Linked DNA regions of Homo sapiens: region 2 is linked to region 1. Evidence: chromatin loops called from intact Hi-C (ENCODE). Cell type or tissue: K562. All regions are shown on one strand. Each heading gives the region's core, and the rest is flanking DNA. Links, peaks and the distances in the headings are about the cores only.

Region 1 (4,403 bases), core at 217-4,216:
GTTAAACAGGGCACTAAAGCAGTAACTATAAAGGAAAAGATTGCTAATTTGAACAGAATCAAAGTGAAGAACTTACATCCATCAAGACACCGTTAAGAGTGAAAAGGCGATTCATAGAATGGCATAAGATATATGCATCACAGATAACCAACAATGATATCATATCTAGAATATATAAAGGGCTTAGAAATCAAAGAAGAAAAAAGTTGACAACTCAGGAGAAAAATGGACAAGAGACTTAATTCAAGCAGATATTCACAAAAAGAGACATCTAGATACCTAATAAAAATCAGGGAAATGCAAACTAAAACTGCAGTGATAAAGCATTCATACCCACCAGAATTGCTAAAATAAAGACTGACAGTACCAGTTGTAATGTTGCATAGTATGTAGAAGTAGCACAAGCTCTTGTATACTCTTGTGGAAATGTAAATTACTAGAACCAATTTGGAAAGCTACTTGGAATTTTCTACTAGAGCTGAACATACACATGTCCTGTGATATTTCCACTCCTGGGTATATGCCCAACAAAAATGAATGCTTGTTTGTACCAAAAGACATGCAGTAGAAAGTTCATAACATCGCAATTTTTAATAGCCCAAACTGCAAATAATCCAATTGTTCATTAATGGGAGAATGGTTAAATAAATATGATTTATACAAACGACTACCATAGAGCAGTGAAAATGAACAAACCACAGCTGCATGCAACAAGTGGATGGCTCTTACAATTTTGAGGATAAGAGAGCAGATACGTTTAATACATGTTGTATAACTCCATTTATATAAAATCCAAAAACCTACAAAACTCGATTAATAATAGGAAATAAATCTAATGAAAGATACTTAAGACCCCTATATAGATACTCAAGACCCTCCTCAGAATGATATGTTAGTTTTTGGATTTCATATAAATGTAGTAATTTATGATGTTAGAAGTGTGGCTAGTACCTTTTGGGAGGTGGGAGGAGTTAAGAAGAGGGGCTTCTGGTGTTGCTGTTTGATTTCTTAATCAGGGTACTGACTTCATGTGAACATTCAGAGAGATACACTCTTAGGTTGTGTATACTTTTTTGTATTTGTAAAACTTCAGCAAACAAGTTAAAATATATTTAATGAGGAAAATTTTTTTTTGTTTTGCTGATTTACTTTTTTTTTTTTTGAGACAGAGTCTCGCTCTATCGCCCAGGCTGGAGTGCAGTGGTGTGATCTTGGCTCCCTGCTAACTCTGCCTCCTGGATTCACGCCATTTTCTTGCCTCAGCCTCCCGAGTAGCTGGGACTACAGGCACCCGCCACTGCGCCTGGCTAATTTTTTGTATTTTTAGTAGAGATGGGGTTTCACCGTGTTAGCCAGGATGGTCTCAATCTCCTGACCTCATGATCTGCCTGCCTCGAGCCCTCCCAAAGTGCTGGGATTACAGGCGTGAGCCACCGTGCCCGGCTGATTTACTGTTTTATGGCAGACCTTTGTAATCAGCGAAAAGCTTAACTTCTATCAGACTGATATTTGTGTAGATTTTACCCAGATAATTGTTTAAGCAATTTTTGCCAAGGTCTGTTAGGAACACATTTGAATGAATATATACAATCAGCATTTGTTGACATCCTTGATTTTGCCAATTATTGGTTTGACTTTATAAAGAATTATTATTTTTTAGGTCGTGATAAACTGTGCCATTCCTAAAGGGTTGAAGTACAATCAAGCTACACAGACCTTCCACCAGTGGCGAGATGCTAGACAGGTGTATGGTCTCAACTTTGGCAGCAAAGAGGATGCCAATGTCTTCGCAAGTGCCATGATGCATGCCTTAGAAGTGTTAAATTCACAGGAAACAGGTAAGGTGCCCATGGTTTATTTGTATTTTCTTTCTTTTTCCAGAGACAAAGCAAAACTGAAGATTTACTTGTATTCTTGAACTGAAGTGCCATGTGTATGTTAAAACAAATGTTTGTTAACTTTTAGATCTTGTATATATTTGAAGTAGTTTTTGAATTTTTATTTTCTATAGAAATGTGAACTTTTTATTGATGATAAATGTATAATCTAGAAAGATAATCCTGTGAGTTTAGTTCTTTTTAATTCTGTAACCCTTTTATTTGAAGTATTTAGATGGGTTTCATCCTGCTTTAGAAACACTTCCGTTGCAAGTACATGAAGCCCAGAGAATATGCAGTGGATAGGAATTATGCTTATTTATCATCTTTGTGTAAAGAAACACATGTTTTCTGAAAGACATTTTTCAAAGCATGGACTTGAAGTAGGACTGGGTCTCCTTCCCAGTAGGTAAAAATGTGATTCTCGGTTTTTTTAAAGATTTTAGGAGTGCCCTCAGGTGGTATCAGTCATGAATTGCATCTCCTCTGATAGTGCATATTGGTTAGAAATATATATAGAAATCACTTTTTAAAAAAATCTCAATTTTTAAAAACTGTACATATGTCAAGGATAAGCTCAGTTTTGTCTTGGTTTAAAAAATAGAAAAATGTACCAGTGTGTGGTTATTTCTTTGAAGAGAGAGATTTTATAATCAGGAAATAATTGTTATACATGAAAACACAAATATGATTACTCTTGCCTATATTGTATATTTAGTAATGATTTTAATGATATAAATGTACTGTAAACAATATATATTTTAAGAGGAAAGAGTTGCAGTCAGATGAAAATTTGATACTTTGTTGAAAGTGTAGAATATCAAAATCTGTTCAAAATCTGTTATAAATACATTAAACAATGTATATGTTGCCTTATACTAAAAAGGGTTGAAGCATCTAGCTGGTGTGTTAGTCTGTCAAATACTAATTTCAGAGCAAGAAGACATTTTGGGATCTTGCAGAAACTTAAAGTTGTTATGCCTTTAGATGTTTTGTATCAGATCTTCTTTTGAGGAAATTAATATCAATACATAACTTATACATAGGTTGCATATTTTGTCTAGTTTGAGAAAATAAACCACTAGAACTTGGCCTGGTGTGTCTCTAAGTCCAGAAAATAGCATAGGAAAGTCTGTATAGTCTTGTATGTAGGTCATTTCTCTAAGTCTCTGTACTTCTCTCCTAGGTGTCAGTATTTTATTGGCATGCTATCATAGGTATAGAATTGCTTTTCATTTACTGTAGTTTTACCATAGGGAAGAAGCTAGAATTGTGATTCTTTTTTTTTTTTTCTTAATATCTTGTTGGATAGGTCAGTTATGTGATAAATAATTAAGGTACCAAAGTTTGGAGAGTAGACATTTGACTATCCCGTGTTTTAGAACAAACTAGCATTATTTTTATTTCTAAACTTTCAAAAGTGTATCCGTTGATATTAGAAACTAAATGTTACTGATATTAGGAACTTATATTGGAAACTAAATGTTCCTTTTTTAAAAGTAGTTAAAATTTTATTATTCCTCTTGTCATTGACTTTTGATTTTTAGTTTTTAGCCAAATGGAAAGGATTGTTTCTCTCAATGAGTAGTCATATGGTTTGATTTCAAAATGCAAATTTATTTATTTATTTTTTGAGACGGAGCCTAGCTCTGTTGCCCAGGCTGGAGTGCAGTGACGCGATCTTGGCTCACTGCAACCTCTGCCTCCCGGGTTCGAGTGATTCTCCCTCCTTAGCCTCCCAGGTAGCTGGGATTACCGGTGCTCACCACCACACCCAGCTAATTTTTGTATTTTTAATAGAGATGGCGTTTCACCATATTGGCCAGGCTGGTCTCAAACTTCTGACCTCAAGTGATCTGCCCACCTCGGCCTCCCAAAGTGCTGGGATTACAGGCATGAGCCACCGTGCACAGCCTTTTTTTAAATCTTGATCTTTTCAAATTAATGAATCTTAATGTGGAGAGACTCAATTACATTCTCTATTGTAAGGTAATAAGCATTAAGAAACAATGTTCCACATTATAGAAAGTTTGGCAAATAGGAAAATCGGCCATCATTTTACAAGCTACACAAGCATTTTAGTGTGGGAAAAAGGCTTCTTGTTAGATGATTTTGATACTTTATTCTCAGTCACAATCTCAACCACTCATACTAGGGGCTGAGGAAAGAGAGATAATGGTGGAAGAAATGAGTCCATCACAGCTGCCTCCTGGTATTGTGGATCAGTCACTGGCAAGGAAGCTTTTAGTTCTGTAGTTTTTCATCATGGAAAAAAAACCATATAGAATGGCTAAGTTCTAAATAGTCTGATTTACTTAGAAAATGACTGTTTTCATAAATTACTGTAGTTAAATACTATTTCTTATTTTTGATGGCCTTAATTAGTGTGGAAGTAGAAGCATGGGAGAGAGTAAGATGTTAAGAATCAGGGCCGGGCACGGTGGCTCACGCCTGTAATCCCAGCACTTTGGGAGGCTGAGGCGGGTGGATCACGAGGTCAGGAGATTGAGACCATCCTGGCTAACA
Region 2 (4,403 bases), core at 121-4,120, 410 kb before region 1:
ACACATGAACATATTTCTGTTGATTATATACCTATGCTGGTCACAGGATGTGTAAATATTCAGCTTTAGGAGATATTGGGAGAAATAGCAACACTTGATATACATATATATACACATATATATATACATATATATACACACATATATATACATATATATACATATATATACACACATATATACATATATATACATATATACATATATACATATATATACATATATACACGCATATATATACATATATATACATATATATATACACATATATATGTGTGTATATATATACATATATATATACACATATATATGTGTGTGTGTATATATATATATATATATATATATATATATATATAAAGTTGTTGGTTTTCACATTTTTATTGGGAGCCATGCGAGGGGCCTCTTCTGTCAGTGGAGGTGCTCACACTTTCTTCAGCCACTCCAAGCTGGGGCCCTGGGGGCCCTGGGGGTGGCTGCACATGTCCGCATGTTCCCATCATCGTGGACGGGCACTGGATAGTTGTAGGGTGTGGCCTCATTGATCATGATGGAATACTTGGTGTAGGGGCTGAGTGGGGGCAGAATTACAGTGAGGCTCCCGATGACGAAGGAGACCACCAGCACTGGCTCCTTGGCCCAGGAGTTCTTGAGGAAGGCGCCAAGTCTCACAACCATCTTGGTCTCGGCTTTATATATATATATATATATATATTTATTACAGTGGGAGTGTGTGAGTTTGTGTGTGATTAGAGATTTCATCTCACTATGTTGCCCAAGCTGGTCTTGAAGGGCTCAAGCAATCCTCCCGCCTCAGCCTCCCAAAGCACTGAGAATAGAGGCATGAGCCACCGTGCCCGGCCACATCACGTATTAACTTGCATTTCCCTGATGACTAATGAAGCCAAGCATTTTTTCCTGTTGATTGGCCACGTGGATATCCTCTTCTACCATGTGCCTATTCTAGTCTTTTGCCCATTTTGTGAGGTTTTTTTTTTGCCATTTTTTTCATTGAATTGTCTGACTGTCCTTTTCTTATTGACTTTTTTTCTTTTTTTTTTTGAGATGGAGTCTCGCTCTGTTGCAGTAGTGCGATCTCAGCTCACTGCAACCTCTGCCTCCTGGGTTCAAGAGATTCTCCTACCTCAGACTCCTGAGTAGCTGGGATTACAGGGGCCCATGACTATGCCTGCGTAATTTTTGTATTTCTAGTAGAGATGGGGTTTCACCATATTGGTCAGGCTGGTCTCGAACTTCTGACCTCAGGTGATCCGCTCACCTCGGCCTCCCAAAGTGCTGGGATTACAGGCGTGAGCCACTGCGCCCAGCCTCTTATTGACTTTTAGCAAGTTTTTCTATATTCTGGATTCAAGTCCTTTGTCGGGTATATGAATTATGAATATCTTCTCCCACACTCTGGCTTGAATTTTCATTCTTATTGGTGTCTTTTGAGGAACAGGACTTCTTAAATTTAATATAGTTTAATTACCAAGTTTTTGTAAATAAGAATAGCCTAAATCAATACTGAGAAGTCATATTATAGCTGTTATACCGGTAACAAAACAAGAAAGCTAATTTTGAAACTTCCCTGTACTGCTGAGGATTCTGGGAAACAAATACACTCATTTCATTGCTCAAGATTTTTTTTAATTTTTAATTTTATTATTATTATTACTACCATTATTATTTTTGAGGCAGAGTCTCACTTTGTCGCCCAGATTGGAGTGCAATGGCGCGATCTCGGCCTACTGCAACCTCCGCCTCCCGGGTTCAAGCGATTCTCGTTCCTCCACCTCCAGGTGGGAATACAGGCACCCACCACACCCAGCTAATTTTTGAATTTTTAGTAGAGACGGAGTTTCTCTACTACAGAGAAAGGAGAGGCAGGCCAGGCTGGTCTGGAACTCCTGAGCTCAGGTGATCCGCCCGTCTCAGCCTCCCAAGGAGCTGGGATTACAGGTGTGAGCCACGGTGCCTGGCCGAATTATTATAAAATATATAATTTTTAAACATTTGATAAGCTCTTGCCCTAACCCTTCCTCTCTTACAGGGCGTCTCATAGTCGCTGCCTGAATCCTCCGGCTTGACGTTAAGTTAGAAGAGCAGGAGTTTTTCCATTAACCAGTTAGGGACTCTGGGCAAGTCCTTTGACCTCTCTGTCCTCGGTTTCTTCGTCTGGGAGGACCCTCTGCACCCCCTGGGTTTAGAGAAGATATGACCGTTCAGCAAAAGCACCTGAAGACAGCGCTGCAGAGGCACGGTCAGCACCGTGATTCCCATGTCTGCAGCGACCCCTGCTGGCTGCCGGCCCGGGCTCGGGGTCCACCGAAGCCCGCCTCCAGCCCCTACTTCTGTGCTTCCTGGAGGGCACTGCCCAGGAGCCTGGGCAGCTGCAGGTGGGTGGGTCCTCTGAGTCCGTTTTCCCCAGTCCTCCCTTTCGTCTTCTTTCCTCCTTCCCCCGCTACAGCCTGGGGTGGGACAGGAACCCCGAGAGACCTCACACAATTCTTCCCGGTAACTATCCCCCACCCTTGGACATTGCTTGACCACTTTAGTGTGCAAGACCTTTTTCACGAATACTCTTTCACTGGCGTGCTCAGAAGGAAATTTCTTTGAATGTGTGGGTTTATGAAGACAGCTTATACAGCCAAGAAGTACTTCCTTCAGAAACTAAAAATTCCGGCCAGGCGCTGTGGCTCACGCCTGTAATCCCAGCACTTTGGGGGACCGAGCCGAGCGGATCACAAGGTCAGGAGTTCGAGACCAGCCTGGTCAACATGGAGAAAACCCATCTCTACTAGAAATACAAAAATTAGCCGGGCATGGTGGCACATGCCTGTAATCGCAGCTACTCGGGAATCTGAGGCAGGAGAATTGCTTGAACCCGGGAGGTGGAGGTTGCAGTGAGCAGAGATCCCGCCACTGCACTCCAACCTGGGCGACAGAGTGAGACTCCATCTAAGAAAGAAAGAAAGAGAGAGAGAGAGAGAGAGGGAGGGAGGGAGGAAGGAAGGAAAAAGAAAAGAAGGAAAGAAAGAAAGGAAGGAAAGAAAGGAAACTAAAAATTCTAAGACATCCCAAGGGAGGATAGGACTCTTCCCCTAGACATCCCCTCTAGGGGATGTGGCGGGTGGGGTCTGGACCACAGGTTCTGGTGCCTTGCTTCATTCTCCATCCCCACACTTCATGGAGTTGATGTTCTCACATCTCATGGTTGATCAAACGGAGTGTCCGAGTGGTTAAATAACTTGCCTAAGCTTCTAAGTAGGTAGGTGAGGTAGGTTATTGGCAGAATTTATCTGTCGAGACTTCAGAGTTTGTGCATTAAAAATAAAATAGAATAAAAATTCTTTTTTTCTGATTATTTAAAAAAAAGCTTTCAGAGATTCTGGAAAATATATAAAGAATATAAAGATGAAGCTGAACATCACCCAGATGTCCTCAACTCAGTAATAGTCATTGTTAATACTTTGGTAAATATCCTTGTTTGTTTGCTTTTCTGTGTATATTGACTGAAATCATATATTATGAGTGAAGATGATATGTGTTCCTTTTTGATTTGACATTGCATAGTATGAGCTTTCTTTATGGCATGTAAAATTCTTCCACATGTGGTTTTTAATGACTATATAACAGTTTTCTCTGTGTATGCACCATCATTTGACCTTTCTTGTTTTGTGAGGCATTTGCATTTCTTAATTTTTTTGAAATTGTATAAAATCTTTGCATATTGACCTTTGCCTGAATCTCAAATGATCTCCCTGGGACATTCACAGATAGGTTCTTACTGGCGCTAGTCTATGAATATATGTACGTATATATTTTTTGAGACGGAGTCTCACTCTGTCGCCCAGGCTGGAGCATAGCAGCGCGAGCTCGGCTCACTGCAAACCCTGCCTCCCAGGTTCAAGTAATTCTCCTGTCTCAGTCTCCCTAATTTTTGTATTTTAGTAGAGACAGGGTTTTGCCATGTTGGCCAAGCTGGTCTTGAATTCCTGGCCTCAAGTGATCTGCCCACCTCGGCCTCCCAAAGTGCTGGGATTAGAGGTGTAAGCCACCACACCCAGCCAAGGAGATCAATATTTTTAAGGTTCTTGACACATATTATCAAGATACTGCACGACAAGATGACACCTGTAAGTGTGCCTAGCAACCATCTCACTGCTCCCTCACCGATGCTATTCCCTTCTCAAAAGAAGTCTTTTTTTTTTTTTTTTTGAGGCAGGGTCTCGCTCTGTCACCTAGGCTGGAGTGCAGTGGCATGATCTCGGTTCACTGCAACCTCCGCCTCCCCGGCTCAAGCAATCCTCCCACCTCAGCCTCCCAAGTAGCTGGGACAACAAGCATTTGCCACCATGCCCAGCTAACTTTTGTATTTTCTGTAGAGGTGGGTTTCGCCATATTGC

What was found. Hi-C counts contacts between places; a loop is a spot of excess contacts. Peaks named below come from ENCODE experiments on the same cell type or tissue, not always from the same donor. Only the 100,000 strongest peaks of a DNase experiment are listed, where the experiment ranks them.
Region 2: a loop joins it to region 1, with 4 times the contacts of the local background. A loop is called at or near these places in 18 of 110 quality-filtered maps.

Annotation. Positions count from the first base shown.
Region 1 is chr1:225,552,341-225,556,743 of GRCh38, reverse strand. It overlaps ENAH (ENAH actin regulator), which reads left to right. Exons shown (of 14, transcript NM_018212.6): 3 at 1,661-1,838. Among named protein-coding and RNA genes, the nearest start is that of LINC02765, 87 kb to the right of the region's middle. In K562, for the core only: a CTCF peak has its summit at 2,330 (motif pointing left); a DNase peak (open chromatin) is centred at 2,323; H3K27me3 peaks cover 642 bases.
Region 2 is chr1:225,960,453-225,964,855 of GRCh38, reverse strand. It overlaps the pseudogene NDUFA3P3. Among named protein-coding and RNA genes, the nearest start is that of LEFTY2, 21 kb to the right of the region's middle. In K562, for the core only: a CTCF peak has its summit at 2,285 (motif pointing left); a DNase peak (open chromatin) is centred at 2,285; H3K4me3 peaks cover 223 bases.